2 separate regions of the Homo sapiens genome follow, and region 1 is linked to region 2. A link is an interaction called in ENCODE POLR2A ChIA-PET data of the cell type or tissue named here. Cell type or tissue: GM12878. All regions are shown on one strand. Links, peaks and the distances in the headings refer to the core of each region. The heading gives the core; the rest is flanking DNA. Region 1 overlaps NAA25 (N-alpha-acetyltransferase 25, NatB auxiliary subunit). Region 2 overlaps IFT81 (intraflagellar transport 81).

Region 1 (7,911 bases), core at 1,135-6,134, 1.9 Mb before region 2:
GATCATTTGAGGTCAGGAGTTAGAGACAGCCCGGCCAACATAGGGAAACCTTGTCTCTACTAAAAATACAAAAATTAACTGGGTGTGGTGGTGCACGCCTGTAATCCCAGCTACTTGGGAAGCTGAGGCAGGAGAATCGAAACTTCCACCTTCTGAGTTCATGCATCCTCTCCTGCCTCGGCTTCCCAGGTAGCTGGGATTACAGGCATGCACCACCATCCCCAGCTAATTTTTGTATTTTTAGTAGAGACGGGTTTCACCATGTTGGCCGGGCTGGTCTCAAACTCCTTACCTCAAGTGATCCACTTGCCTTGGCCTCCCAAAGAGCTGGGATTACAGCCGTGAGCCAAGTGCACCTGGCCTCCTCAATCAATCTTAATTCTCCTTTTACCTACCAAGAGTTACTCGCTATCCTGAATATTTTTTATTCTCTTGCTTCCCTTTAAATGTTTATTACATTTATTTCTCTTAGTAATACATTATTAGTTTTGCTTAATTTTAAACTTTTGTTAGTGCATCTGTACTATGTATATTCTATGACTTGCATTTTTCATCTAATAGCCAAGTGGCTATAGTTAATCCATTTTCACTACCACAAAATATTTCACTGGGTTACATTACAATATCTAGGAGTAGAATTTTCAAGTCATGGGGTAAGTGTATGTTTAGCTTAAAGCAAGATAATGTCAACTTCTTTTATAAATAGAATAGCAGTTTTTGAGTTCTGATTGCTTACATGCTTGTCAACACTTGGTATTCTTTCTCTCTTCATTCATTCAAATAGCTCAGATTGTAACATTTGGTATTTGTAACCTTAATCATTTTTGCCAATTTCTTTTGAGACAGGATTTTGCTGTGTTGTCCAGGCTAGTTTGGACTCTTAGGCTCAAGCAATCCGCCTGCCTCAGCCTCCCAAAGTGCTGGGATTATAGGCACGAGGCACTGTGCTCAGCTTCAATTTTGTTTTTAATTTTTACAAAAGATAAAACCTAAGAGTTGAGGTATTATATCTGAGTATTTACAGATTGTGTTGATTTAGGGATATGGATTCTTCTCCAGTGTTTTAAAAAAAATCATTTACTCCACAAATATTGGTGGCATGTTTCTCTATGACTGGTATTCTATCAGAGTCAAAGATAAAAAATGCACTTTCAGCCGGGCGCAGTGGCTCACGCCTGTAATCCCAGCACTTTGGGAGGCTGAGGTGGGTGGATTACCTGAGGTCGGGAGTTCGAGACTAGCCTGACCAACATGGAGAAACCCCATCTCTACTAAAAATGCAAAATTAGCCGGGTGTGGTGATGCATGCCTGTAATCCCAGTTACTTGGGAGGCTGAGGCAGGAGAATCACTCGAACCCAGGAGGCAGAGGTTTCAGTGAGCCGAGATCGCACCATTGCAATCCAGCCTGGGTAACGAGCAAAACTCTGTCTCCAAAAAAAAAAAAAAAGCACTTTCTGTTGTCATGGCACTCATTGTCTATAAGGGGAAATAGATCACTAGACAGTATACTACATTATGTGTTAATAAATGCTATAGTACAGCCTGGGCAACATGGCGAAACACTGTCTATATAAAAAATAAGCCAGTTGTGGTGGTATGTGCCTGCAGAACAGCTACTTGGGAGGCTGAGGTCGGAGAATTACCTGAGCTTGAAAGGTCGAGGCTGCAGTGAGCCGTGATTGTGCCATTGCACTCCAGCCTGGGCGACAGAGTGAGAACCTATCTCCAAAAAAAAAAAAAAAAAAAAAAAAAACTACAATATACTTACTTATATAAGATTCCAAGATGGCAGAGGGAGGCAGTGGTCAAATTGCAGTGGAGAAGCAGAGATGGTGTTCAGAGAAAGTCTTACAGTTCAGCTTACATTTGAATTGGGTCTTGGCTGATGTTCACTAAGATAAAAGAGAGAAAAGGAGAATTCAGGCAGAGCGAAGAGTTTAGAGGCATAGAGTTATGTATGATACATCCCAGAGAATCTGGTGGAACTACAAATAGTTTGTGGCTACATGATAAAGTGCTGAGGGAAAGAGGAGACAGAGGCCAGATCCTATAAGGTCTTATATGTTGTAAATGCTATGAGAAGGCTTGACCTATTCCATGCTTCATTTAAACACCACCTAACCAAGAGATGAATGATGATTGGATGAGGCAAAGCAGATACTTCTTCTATAATGATAGGAGACATCTATTTCTGCCAAATAGGAAGAACATTAAATGCCATTAGAATGTTCTTGAAGTATAACTTAAATCTTATTTCTCTTTATCTTAGCGGAGTTAGTTACAAAACTTTATGAGGCAGCTGTGAAGAAAGTTCCCAATAGTGAGGAGTATCACTCTCACCTCTTCATGGCCTATGCCAGAGTGGGTGAATACAAGAAAATGCAACAGGTAATTTGATCCCCAAACCTACTGGGCTATGGGATTTACTATTAGAGGCAAAAGTCTCTTTCTTGTGATTTAACTGCACTGGGTATGTGTGTGTGTAGAATTGAATTTATGGATTTTTCTGTGTGGAGGTCAGTCAGTTGTTTTCCTTATGTGTTTAAAGTTGAACTATTATTCAAGATCTTTAAATGTTTTATTTGGAAATAAGTTGATTGTTCTTTTGTGGCCTGATGTTATGTTTTGTTTGGTTTTGGTAATTCAGCTTCAGATTGTCCTACTGCATCAGATTGCTGTTAAATTTTCAGAAAATGAGCAGATATACCAGAGCAAAAAATGAACAACTATGGAAAGAGTAACTTTAAAGTTTACATCTAATTTGTAAATTTAAACTGTTGATAGCCTGCTAAGATTTTTAAGTCCACCAGGGGGAAAATCCTTGTTGCCTGGGATGTTTCTTTTTAAATTTATTTTTTGTTTTTTGTTTTTTGGTTTGAGGCAGCTTATTTGGCAGCTACCATATTGTAGATATTCTTTACATACATCTGAAGGAGCCTCATTTGAACACATTTGAATTAGGTTGCGGGTAAAGCTAACATCTCAGAGAAATATAATCAGCATTATTAATTCCATAAATGGCTCTGATGTTAAGCTAGTATTTTTTTTTTTTTTTTTTTTTGGAGATGGAGTTTTGCTGTTGTTGCCCAGGCTGGAGTGCAATGGTGCGATCTTGGCTCACTGCAACCTCTGCCTCCTGGGTTCAAGCTATTCTGCCTCAGCCTCCTGAGTAGTTGGGATTACATGCTTGCGCCACCACTCCTGGCTAATTTTGTATTTTTAATAGAGACAGGGTTTCTCCATGTTGGTCAGGCTGGTCTCAAACTCCCGACCTCAGGTGATCTGCCCGCCTCGGCCTCTCAAAGTGGTGGGATTACAGGCATGAGCCACCACACCCAGCCCAAGCTAGTACTTTTTTAGAAATGCTTTCTTTGTGGGTATAATATCTTCTGAAGGCAAAATTTTTTGGATTTTTATCTTATTCTTTACATTAAATATCAAGTTATAACAATAGATAATTTGGGCAGGGTGGCAGATACTATATTAATATAAACTCTTTCTTAAAATCAGTCTCTATATTTTAAGTTTATGCAAGTTTTAACATAGGAGAAGTTTTTTTCTTCTTTTTTCTTTTTTGTGATGGAGTCTTGCTCTGTTGCCCAGGCTGGAGTGCAGTGGCACGATCTCGGCTCACTGCAACCTGGCCTCCCAGGTTGAAGCGATTCTCCTGCCTCAGCCTCCCGAGTAGCTGGGATTACAGGTACACACCACCATACCTGGCTAATTTTTGTGTTTTTAGTAGAGGCGAGGTTTTACCATGTTGGCCAGGCTGGTCTCAAATTCCTCACCTCAAGTGATCCACCCACCTTGGGCTCCCAAAATGCTGGGATTACAGATGTGAGCCAGTGCGCCCAGCTGGAGAAATTTTTTGAGGGGTCCCAATGTAATTATTTAATAACATTTTGTTAATTTATTTACTGAAAGGTATTTAGACATTATAATTTTTAAAAATGTAAAATGGTTATGGGTGTGTGTGTGTGTGTGTGTGTGTGTGTGTATATATATATATATATATATATTTTTTTTTTTTTTTTTTTTTTTTTTTTTTTTTTTTTTGAGACAGTCTCACTCTGTCACCCAGGGTGGAATCCAGTGGTATGATCTCGTCTCACTGCAACCTCCACCTCCCGGGTTCAAGCGATTCTTCTGCCTCAGCCTCTCAAGTACTGGGACTACAGGCACATGTCACCACACCCGGCTAATTTTTGTATTTTTAGTAGAGACGGGGTTTCACCATGTTGGCCAGGCTGGTCTCGAACTCCTGACCTCATGATCCGCTCGCCTCTGCCTCCCAAAATGCTGGGATTACAGGCGTGAGCCACTGTGCCCAGCCATAAAATGGGTATATTTTTTAAAATTGGCAATGCTAACATATATACATATAAATCCTTAATATCATTTTTATTTGTAAGATTATGTTTTAAGCAAAGTATATTAAATATTCATTCATAAGGATAGAGTAAAAGAAGTTATAGTTCATCCCTATGGTACATAAAATACATTCCCACATCTCTCCAAATAATACTGGGTGTCTTTATATGGTTGACATATAAAGATGTTCCTAGTATATGTTAATTGAGACAAGCAGGTTGTAAAATGACCTTCTCTTCCCATTCTTCTCATGTTGTCCTCAAAAAAGATATACTTCTTTTCTTTCTTTTTTCTTTTTCTTTTTTTGAGATAGACAGACTCTCTCTGTCACCCAGGCTGGAGTGCTGTGGCGTGATCTCAGCTTACTGCAAACTCTGCCTCCCAGGTTCAAGAGATTCTCCTGCCTCTGCCTCCCGAGTAGCTGGGATTGCAGGTGCCTGCCACCACACTTGGCTAATTTTTTTGTGTGTGTGATATAGTCTTGCTCTGTCGCCCAGGCTGGAGTGCAGTGGTGTGATCTTGGCTCACTGCAACCTCCGCCTCCTGGGTTCAAGCGATTCTCCTGCCTCAGCCTCCTGAATAGCTGGGATTACAGGTGCACACCACCATGCCTAGCTAATTTTTATATTTTTAGTAGAGATGGGGTTTCACCATGTTGGTCAGGCTGGTCTCGAACTCCTCACCTCTTGACCCACCTGCCTCAGCCTCCCAAAGTGCTGGGATTACAGGCGTGAGCCACTGCACCCACCTAATTTTTGTATTTTTAATAGAGATGGGGTTTCACCATGTTGGCCGGGCTGGTCTCGAACTCCTGACCTCGAGTGATCTACCTGCCTCAGCCTCCCAAAATATTGGGATTACAGGCGTGAGCCACTGCACCTGGCTAATTTTTATTTATTTATTTATTTGATATGGAGTCTCGCTCTGTCTCCAGGCTGGAGTGCAGTGGTGTGATCTTGGCTCACTGCAACCTCCACCTCCCAGGTTCAAGAGGAGATCCTCCTGTCTCAGCCTCCCGAGTAGCTGGGACTACAGGCACGCGCCACTAAGCCCAGCTAATTTTTTGTATTTATAGTAGAGATGGGGTTTCACCATGCTGGCCAGGCTGGTCTCGATCTCTTGACCTCATGGTCCGCCCACCTTGGCCTCCCAAAGTGCTGGGATTACAGGCGTGAGCCACTGTGCCCCGCCCACGCCTGGCTAATTTTTATACTGTCATTATTGCTGCTTAAGGAAGTTACAATTTCTTAGCTTAAGTATGTTTATTTTGAGTGTGGAATGTCAGTCTGAGGTAATAGGTATTTCACACATTTAATGTCATGTTTCATATGGATGAAGGTTTTTGTTTGATTTGTTCATTGTTGATTTTCCATTGCCTAGAATAGCATCTGCACAATAATTTGTTAAGCAAATAAATGATTTGTATAAACTCGTGGAGGTAGGAGGGAGGGAAACTTAAGAGCTTCTGCTGCCCCAAATAACATCTCTGGCTGGTGATTTTGAAACCACCATAAATGAAGAGTAGCTAGTTATTCATATGGTGATAAGGCTTTTCTTTTCCTGTAAATGACATTCTCATTCTGAGTCACCAACTTAGATCCATGTTTTTAAACTTGTCTGTCATCAAAAATTTTGTTTCAGCAGATTATCAGAGCCTGCAAGATCATAGGGTATGGACATGAAATTTTTGCCTTGCATTTTATATTAATTCATATTCTAATGTTATATATTTTTATCTCTGTATGTCATTGTAAAAATGTTTTCCCATATTCTCAAGTAAAATGAATTTCCTAACTTTTATTTATTTTTAAGCATTTATTCATTTTTTGTAGAGTTGGGATTTCGCTATGTTTCCCAGGCTGGTCTTGAATTGCTGGGCTCAAGCAGTCCTCCTGCCTTGGCTTCCCAAAGTGCAGGGATTACAGGCATGAGCCACTGTACCCAGCCGGTTTTCTAACTCAAAGACAAAATTATTATTTTTTCTTTTGATTGTAAAATCTTCCCAGGGATCAATGGAATTTCCTAACATTTTTCATTTTATACCTGTGGAGTATACGTACCCCAGTGTTAGAAGCAGGTGCCTCAAGCCATCTTAGACTCTCCTATCCTGTATGTCCTTGTCGTCTCTAGATCATGTTTATTCTGCCGCTGCTGTATCTTTTTTTTTTCTTTGAGATGGGGTTTCACTCTTGTCGCCCAGGCTGGAGTGCAATTCAGCACCAGCTGAATTGCAGTGGTGCAATTCCGGCCCACTGCAACCTCCACCTCCTGGGTTCAAGCGATTCTCCTGCCTCAGCTCCCTGAGCAGCTGAGATTACAGGCACCCACCACCACGCCCAGTTAATTTTCATATTTTTAGTAGAGTTGGGGTTTCACCATTACTTTTATCTTTTACCTTAACTTTATTGGCCAAGTTGGTCTCGAACTCCTGACCTCAGGTGATCTTCCTGCCTTGGCCTCTCAAAGTGTTGGGATTACAGGCGTGAGCCACGGTGCCCAGCCTCTGCTGTATCTTTCCAGGTTTCTTTTCTATTTGATCTACCCCATCCTGGTTTTGTGCCTCATCACCTCACCTTTTCTTTCTTCCTATTTTGTCTCTTCACAGTACTGCTGAGATACTGTTCCTAGAAGAGTATAGATTTATAAATATCACTTCTCTATTCTGTATAGGCTCCTTTTTTAATACCTTACAACAAAAGTACCTTGGTCTACCTTTCAACACTTTTCCTGCTACTCTTAATTGTTTTAGCCAGACATCCTACTTGTTTTATCAGCATACATCCCTTTACTTTCTTGAATGTTTTTTGTTCAGACTCATTTTTCTCCTACTTCGCGTTGATACATTTACCCATTCACCTCAAATATTTGTAGTTTTATATGTATCGTTACCACACCCCGCACCCCCCACCCCCCGCCCCCTGCCACCATGTTATGTTTGACCTTCAAAGTCATCTGAAAGATGGCTACTTTGGAGGGGCTTTAATGATAATGTTCTCCTCTCTACTTTCCCTTAAAGAAAGAAGAGGTAAGAAAATGAACAATTTTGCCTTCCTTGGAAATACCCTAGGATGGTGTTTTATATAGGACATTTATTTTTATATTTAGTTTTATTATTTTGATTTTGAGACAGATTTGATTTTAATTTGTTGCCCAGGCTGGAGTGCAGTAGTGTGATCATAGCTCACTGTAGCCTTGACCTCCCTGGGCTTAGGTGATCTTCCCACCTCAGCCTCTTGCCAGTAGCTGGGACCACAGGTGCTTGCCACCACCCTGGTTAACATACATATATATGTGTGTGTGTAAGGTTTTACAATGTTGCCCAGGCTGGTCTCAATCTCCTTGGGCTCAAATGATCCTCCTGTCTCAACCTCCCAAAGTGTTGGGATTACAGTCATGAATCATCATGGCTGGCCTAGGACATTTATTTTTTATTTTTATTTATTTATTTTTTGGAGACAAAGTCTTACTCTGTTGCCCAGGCTAGAGTGCAGTGGCACGATCTCTGCTCACTGCAACCTCTGCCTCCCGGGTTCAAGCG
Region 2 (7,911 bases), core at 1,244-6,243:
CCTGTGATCCCAGCACTTTGGGAAGCCGAGGTGGGCGGATCACTTGAGGTCAGGAGTTCAAGCCCAGCCTGGCTAACATGGTGAAACTCCGTCTGTACTAAAAATACAAAAATTAGTCGGGCATGGTGGTGGGCACCTGCAATCCCAGCCACCTGGGAGGCTGAGGCATGAGAATCGCTTGAACCCGGGAGGCGGAGGTTGCAGTGGGTTGAGATCATGTCAGTGCACTCCAGCCTGAGTGACAGAGTGAGACTGTCAGGCTGCTCCATTACTGAAGAAAGCTCAAGTGGTAGACATTTTTCTCTGAAGTCAATCAAATATTTCATTCTAATCACCATTCATTGGTCCTAATTTGGCTTTCTCATAAACAAAAAAAATAACACTAATCCATCTGTGTCAGGGGTCCCCAAGACCATCTCTAGATTCAGTGATTCACTGGGAGAACTCAAAGTATACAGTCATACTCTTAGCTATGATTTATTACACTGAATACCAAGCAAAATCGCAGAGGGAAAAGGCACATGGGGTGAAATTTGGAGGAAACCAGGTGCAAACTTCTAAAAGTTGTCTCCCACTGCAGTCACAGAGGGCATAATTAATTCCTCCAGTGATGAGTTATAACAACACGCATGAAATGATCAGGGAGGCTCATTAGAGACTTAGTTCTCAAGGTTTTTACTAGGAGCTGATCATCTAGGCACATTCTGCCTAGCCTGTACCAAAATTCCAGAAAGAAGAAAGAAAGAAAGAGAGAGAGAGAGGAAGGAAGGAAGGAAGGAAGGAAGGAAGGAAGGAAGGAAGGAAGGAAGGAAGGAAGGGAGGAAGGAAAAGAAAGAAAGACAAAGAAAGAGGCAAGCAAGCAGGAGCTCGACATAAAGCACACTCTTCATATACTTTAGGCAAGGTGAGCCATTCTTATCAGTGAATGGCAGGAATCCATCCAAGAACCAAGTTCCCCCAGATGCCAGCCAAGGGCCAACTTTGCAAGCAGACCTTTCTAGGGATAGCAGTCTCAGGCCTGCATGTTAATTTTTTTCTGAACACCATCTTTTCCATAATCCTTTAACTATTTATTATGTCTTTCTTCAGTCTTTTATTCCTCAGTTAATACATAATCAATTCCCACTGTGTCTTTCTCTAGTCTTTTGTTTCAGTTAATACATAATCAATTATTGATATGAAAGTTTCCAGACTTTTTGTCCATTTTAGTCACCCTCATGTGGGACTCTGGCATGATTGTCTCTTAAAACATGAAGTCAAAAATATAAAATAATACTCCAGGCATAATCAGACCATAAACAGGATACTTTTTAAAAAAATTAATGTAGTATAATCGTTTATGCATTTTTTAAAGCTGCGTTAGTAACAGATGATGTGTTGAATTGGCAAACAAAACTTGAATTCTACCACATTATATTTATTATAATCCCATTAATGGCATTTTGTTTAAGCACAGTGCCCCTATCTACCAAGATGATTCTGAATTATAATTCCATCATGTGTTTCAGGTTGACTATTTCTTCCAGCTTTCTGTCATGTGCAAACTATTGATGACTCTACAGCCAGACTGCTAAATCCAACTCCTGGTTCTACTACTTACTAGCAATGGGGTGTCAGGCAAGTCAGCTTAAAACCTCTGCATGTCTCAGATCCTTTATCTGTAAAAACTGGGTATAGTAATTACAGCCAGGCGCAGGCTCACGCCTGTAATCCTAACACTTCAGGAGGCCGAAGTGGGAGGACTGCTTGAGGCCGGGAGTTTAAGACCAGCCTGGGAAACATAGTGAGACCACATCTCTACAAAACAAAACAAAAAAAGAAAATTAGCTGGGCATGGTGGCTCGTGCCTGTAGTCCGAGCTTCTCAGGAGGCTGAGGTAGGAGGATCACTTGAGCCTAGGAGTTTCAGGCTGCAGTAAGCCATGATCACACCACCGCACTCCAGCCTGGGTGACAGAGTGAGATCCTGTCTCTGGGGAAAAAAAAAAAAAAAAAGAAACCTAAATAAAAAAAAATTGTACTTACAGAGTCGTACAATGACAAAAATGAGAATAATGTATATAAGAAGCCTAGTATGATATATGGCACGTTGTAATTGCCTAATTAAAAAATTATTATTTATCTAAAGTATTGATAATAATAAACAAATCAGGATAAAGGGCAAATCTCCATGGCATTTTTTGTGTGTACATTTCCTCAGAGATGACAGCAATCAAAATATTTTGAGACTATCAATTCAACCAGATTTATATTAAGATATACTTAAAATTCAATATAAAAACCTTTGAGATATAAAAACAGTAAAATATTCATTACTATTTATTTTCAGTTATGTTAGCAGGGTGTAATCTCTAAACTAAATGTAGTCATTTAATAGAGTGTAGTTTCTATCATCTTTCAAATACTGGTATGAAGGGAAAGAAATCAAGATTGACTGGATGGGTAGGAAAATGTATCTTTTATCACTGAGAAGATCATTTCAACTGTTCAAGCAATTCCTACTTATGTCAGAACTCTGGCAGATAAGAGAAAAATACATGCCTGTGCTTATTCCTGTGTACTGCCTTACTTTATGAAAATAAAATGTTAAAATGATAAAGTACAATGGGGGGGAAGTACTTCCAGAAACTTCGTCTTTTACTAATAAGGAAAACCAATGAAATACCAATAAAAAGGCCTAGTAAAGAAAAAAATATCTGTAGCATCTGCAATCAGAAGAGCTAAAACTCTTAGACAGTATGTAACATCTGGAACATTAACTTTAATGGCAGTAGGAAGCATCAAAATGTATACTTCACCACCAAACTAAAAACTGCTAATGGACCTCTAAAAAGAAAATGACTAAAGAATATAAATCACTGTATATGTCTAGAACTTGTTACATTTACGCAAATTAACATTATGTTCCTAAATTTTTCCAAGATAAGATCAATCAAATAACTACATATCGACAATCAAGGAATAAAGTTTTACATCCAAACAAATGGCTGTCATATAATTTCTGGCAAATATACACTTCCCAATTAATGATTGTTCACAGTGTAGTCCTCTTTAGAGTCAAATATGATTCCTAAAATTTACCCATTCTAATAGTGCCATCTCCAAGGCACTATAGGAATGGGTAAATTTTAGGAATCATATTTGATGGCAATAAAATATTGCCATTAGGATGGCAATAGTCTCTTACATGCTAACTGTGTAACTTTGGGAAAATTATTTCAATTTCTCTGTTTCTTAAGTTACAAAATGGAGGTAATATTTACTTCAGAGGCTTTCTGAGAGGATGAATTAGGGTATATTGTGAGATAACATAAAATTTACCACTTTTACCATTTTTAAGTATACAGTTCTGTGGCTTTAAGTACATTCATGTTGCTGTTGTATAACCATTACTAAAGCTATATTTTTTAAGTGCTCAAGACTGAGCATGCAGTAACTGCTCAGAGAATGGCAGCTAGAATTATTCTCATTAATGCTATCTTATTCCATTTTAAATTTGTGTAAATTATTTATTCCTAAACAGAAACTATTTCATATTTATTTCCACTAAATTGCTCCCAGTCTGGGAAATACTAGTTTCAACTTTTAAGCTGTGAACTATATTTCTAGCTTTCAAATTCTTCATCCAAGTGATTGACAAAAATATACAAATACTAAGAACTAACACACAGCATTTACTATGTGCCTAGTGCTGTTCTAAGCATGTTCAATTAATCCTCAAAATAATTCTAGGAGTTACATACTACAAACATTCACATTTTACAGCTGAGTATAAAGAGGGTAAGGAACTCGTCCAAGGTCATCCAGCTGGTAAACGGCAAAACCAGGATTTGCACTCAAACAACCAAGTTCTAGAGCCACTCTTAACCACTCCACCATGCTGCCTCTGACACACATAGTTAACATACCACCCATGCAAATGATTACTTTCAGATGCCAGGTGTTATATGTTGACTGAGCCTTTGAGTTTCTCAGAAGCTTTAGCACCTATTATTTCATGTGCCTTTCCTAGAGATAATAAAGAGCAATCAGCCCCATTTTACAGATAGAGAAGCCTCAGGGAGGTCGAGTAATTTCTTCAAGGTCAACAGATCTTAGAGAGGTCCTGGGTCTTAGCTTGGCCACTTACTAGCTGTGTGAAACTGCAATCTCCTCGAGCATCACTCAACTGTGACAGGGAAATGGTAACAACACCTTTTACAAGAAGTAAAAAAGTATCTATTTGCAAAGTACCTGGAACAGAGCTTTGTATAAAAAGTGCTCAATAAATGTGAGTCCCCCTTTCCTCATTTTGCATGTGATTCCTGGCATAGTGTTCTTTCCAAACACCATGCCACTAATTATCAATACCTTCTCACCAACTGTTTAACAGATGGGGGGCAAAGGACATGATTTTTTGGAGATTACTATGTGATATCAAACCAGAAACCTCAGTGAACCATGTGATACTAAATCAGGCACCTCAGTGAATTATACCTCCAGCTGTATTATATAATTTTAAATATAAGAAACTTCTTCTCTTTTGTCCATATGGCCTATCACTTTATCATAGTAGAAAATAAAACTGGTATACCAAGATTTGTTCTTTATAAAATTATGCTTAATGTTCCCCGATACCTTCTGTTCTTTTAGGTAACTGCCAAATACCTTACTTGATTTGTTCTTTTCCGACCAGACATTGTTCAAAAATTAAGTTATCATTTCCAAATGATGACATCTTTTTCCCCTTAAAAAAAAAGACTGCTTTTTTTTTTCCCTGTCATTGGATCCGTCTCCTATTCACCATGATTTCTCAAAAATAAAGGCTAATAACCTGGCACTAGGTTTTTTCCCTCACATTTGCATAGAGGGAACATCTAACACTGAATTGTAAGTACTATTTATGCCAAATACGGCCATAACAATTAGTATTTCCTGTGATTTAGGCAGCATTTTCTTAAGAAAAGATAAAAATGCTAGGAGGTGGCATAGTCTCTTGTAAAGCGAAACTGCTGCATAATTGATCTTTTATTTTTTTCTCTAGACAGCAAAGATGTCATGAAGCATACACTGTTGACTTCCAGATATCATTTAAAACACTCCCATGTCTTAAACCAATTTGGAAGTGGATGTTAAAAGCCAAGGGAATTTTTCAATCACATGTTGACTTCCTGAATCTACTACTTCCCCAGCAAGCTAAAAGGCACATTGGGAGGGTACAACCTGAAGTACCACAGAGAAAAGTGGTACTATGGGAGCAATTCATTTGTTTGGCACAGTGAAGGTTCACTGCCAATTTGTAACAGTATGGATTCAATAACTTTTCAAAGCCAAAAATGAGGTTTGGACAAGAGTAGCTTTCCACGATAGCTTTTGCTGAGATCTAGTAGCTGTTACAAAATTTAAAAGCCTGTAAAAATTGGTAAAGTCCAAGCAATGTTTACAAATTAAAATATGACCTATTGCTTTATTTTGCTAAAAAAGCACTAAACTAAGATATTTGACTTCATTTATTCATTCATTCCTGGGCTAATTTTATGAAAAGAGGATGGAAAATTATATTTTTGGTGCTTGAGTTTAGCCATCTATAAAAAATATTATTTGTCCCACTAATCTTATGAGTCTGACAGAAGGATAAATGAAACAAAAGCTGTTAAAGCATTGTTCAAAATTTAAAGTATATTGCAATGTGAGACACAATTATATTTTTTTAAAGTTGTAAGCTTCTATGATGAGGTCATTTTAATCATGTCAGTCCCACCAGACAAGTATACATTACTGACAAAATAACTTAATGATATTTTCTTAGCCCTTTATGGAAATGCATTTACCAACAAATATAGATTTTTGTATTATCTGTTTGCTACTAACGTTTTTCACTTTTATAATTTAATATTTATAAATAATTAAATCCAATATAAATTCACTTAATTAAGAAGTGAAAATTTGGGGCCGGGTGCAGTGGCTCACACCTGTAATCCCAGCACTCTGGGAGGCCGAGGCGGGCAGATCATGAGGTGAGGAGTTTGAGACCAGCCTGACCAACCTGGTGAAACCCCGTCTCTACTAAAAATACAAAAATTAGCCAGGCCTGGTGACGTCCACCTGTAATCCCAGCTACTCAGGAGGCTGAGGTAGGAGAATCACTTGAACCCAGAAGGCAGAGGTTGCAGGGAGCCAAGATCGCGCCACTGCACTCCAGCCTGGGCGACAGAGCGAGACTCCGTCTCAAAAAAAAAAAAAAAAAAAGTGAAAATTTGGAACATAATATCTCGTAAAATCATTAACATATCTGCCATTTTACATCAAGAAATTCTCAGTATGGCCAGGCGTGGTGGCTCACGCCTGTAATCCCAGCACTTTGGGAGGCCAAGGCAGGCAGATCACCCAAGGTCGGGAGTTCAAGAGCAGCCTGGCCAACATGGTAAAACTCTGTCTCTACTAAAAATACAAAAATTAGCTGGGCATGTTGGCAGGCACCTATAATCCCAGCTATGTGGGAGGCTGAGACAGAAAAATCACTTGAACCTGGTAGGCGGAGGTTGCAGTGAGCAGAGATCCCGCCATTGCACCCCAGCCTGGGTGACAAGAGTGAAATTCCATCTCAAAAAGAAAAAAAAAGAAAAAGAAAAAAATAATCTCAGTATTATTGCAAAAAGACTCTTCAGTTTTAAATATGTTTTATAAAATAAGATTAACGTCCCAATATTAACATTCACACTAAGAAAGTCAAACACACTAATAGTTTCACATAAAAACAATACTCATACCCTTGTCCCATGAGATGGCTCAGCTTACCTCATCTCCCTTTAAAACTTCAGTACCATCAAATTCACGGGTCTGATTTCTCTTTACTGATGCTTCTCTCTCTAGGCTGGCTAACTTCTCCTTGGCCTCCTGAAGTTCCTCAGCTTTGGCTTCTTTTTTACGGGAAATGATAGATGCCTGATTGAGCATTAAATATGAAGGTATAATAAGATATACAATCAACTTTCTATTATCTTGTGAAATTATCTATTTTTTAGATTTTACCAAGTTATATTTTCAATATCAGCTTGGCCTCTCTTAACCAATACTCCTTGCCCTACTACTCATCATCACCAATTATATTGAATATGAACATACAATGTATATTAAATACCAACCTACAAACACTTTGGAAGACAAAGCTCTGAAAATGTAAGACATATCAGCAGAGAAACAAAAATGTGCTAATAAGAAAAATATTAGGCCAGGCATGGTGGCTCAAACCTGTAATCTCAGCACTTTGGGAGGCCGAGGCAGGAGGATCATGAGGTCAGGAGTTCGAAAAGAGCCTGACCAACATGGTGAAAACCCATCTCTACTAGAAATACAAAAATTAGCTGGGTGTGGTGGTGTGTGCCTGTAATCCCAGCTACTCAGGAGGCTAAGGCAGGAGAATCGCTTGAACCCGGGAGGTGGAGGTTGCAGTGAGCCGAGATCACGCCACTGCGCTCCAGCCTGGGTGACAGAGAAAGACTCTGTCTCAGAAAAAAAAAAAAAAAAAAAAAGAAAAATATTAAAGTCTTCTCAAATAACACTCAAATGCTAATGAAAATACATCCTAGTTCAAGTCAATAGAAGGTAACACCAAGTCTACCGTATTTTTACATGGTGGGTTTCCCTTTATTGGAAGAAAAAAATGCTTTTTTCTCAAAACTACAACACAGGTCATCTTACTAAATTCAATATCCGTACTTTTAAAATGAAATGTTAAAACATCTATCATATTTGGGCCATTCTAATAAATAAAATGCAGGTTCAAAATCAAACATCTGACTCACCAGAATTAGGCAAATGTTTACAAAATGCAAATGGCTACTCTTAGCAGCATTTTATATTAGCTAGTAACTCTTGGGAGATTTCCTTAAACGAACCATAGCTGTACTAGTTTAAGAAAAACATTAGCCAA

Evidence for each region. Peaks named below come from ENCODE experiments on the same cell type or tissue, not always from the same donor. Only the 100,000 strongest peaks of a DNase experiment are listed, where the experiment ranks them.
Region 1: POLR2A ChIA-PET joins it to region 2 with 6 read pairs; 1 of 35 experiments calls an interaction of 5 or more read pairs at or near these places.

What each region holds. Positions count from the first base shown.
Region 1 is chr12:112,082,162-112,090,072 of GRCh38, reverse strand. NAA25 (N-alpha-acetyltransferase 25, NatB auxiliary subunit) reads left to right here. Exons shown (of 24, transcript NM_024953.4): 4 at 2,272-2,390. Among named protein-coding and RNA genes, the nearest start is that of NAA25, 23 kb to the left of the region's middle. In GM12878, for the core only: no CTCF peak of the experiment used is centred there; a DNase peak (open chromatin) is centred at 5,832; H3K27ac peaks cover 321 bases.
Region 2 is chr12:110,161,931-110,169,841 of GRCh38, reverse strand. IFT81 (intraflagellar transport 81) reads right to left here. Exons shown (of 19, transcript NM_014055.4): 11 at 6,777-6,923. Among named protein-coding and RNA genes, the nearest start is that of IFT81, 42 kb to the right of the region's middle. In GM12878, for the core only: no CTCF peak of the experiment used is centred there; a DNase peak (open chromatin) is centred at 4,041; H3K4me3 peaks cover 769 bases; H3K27ac peaks cover 1,165 bases.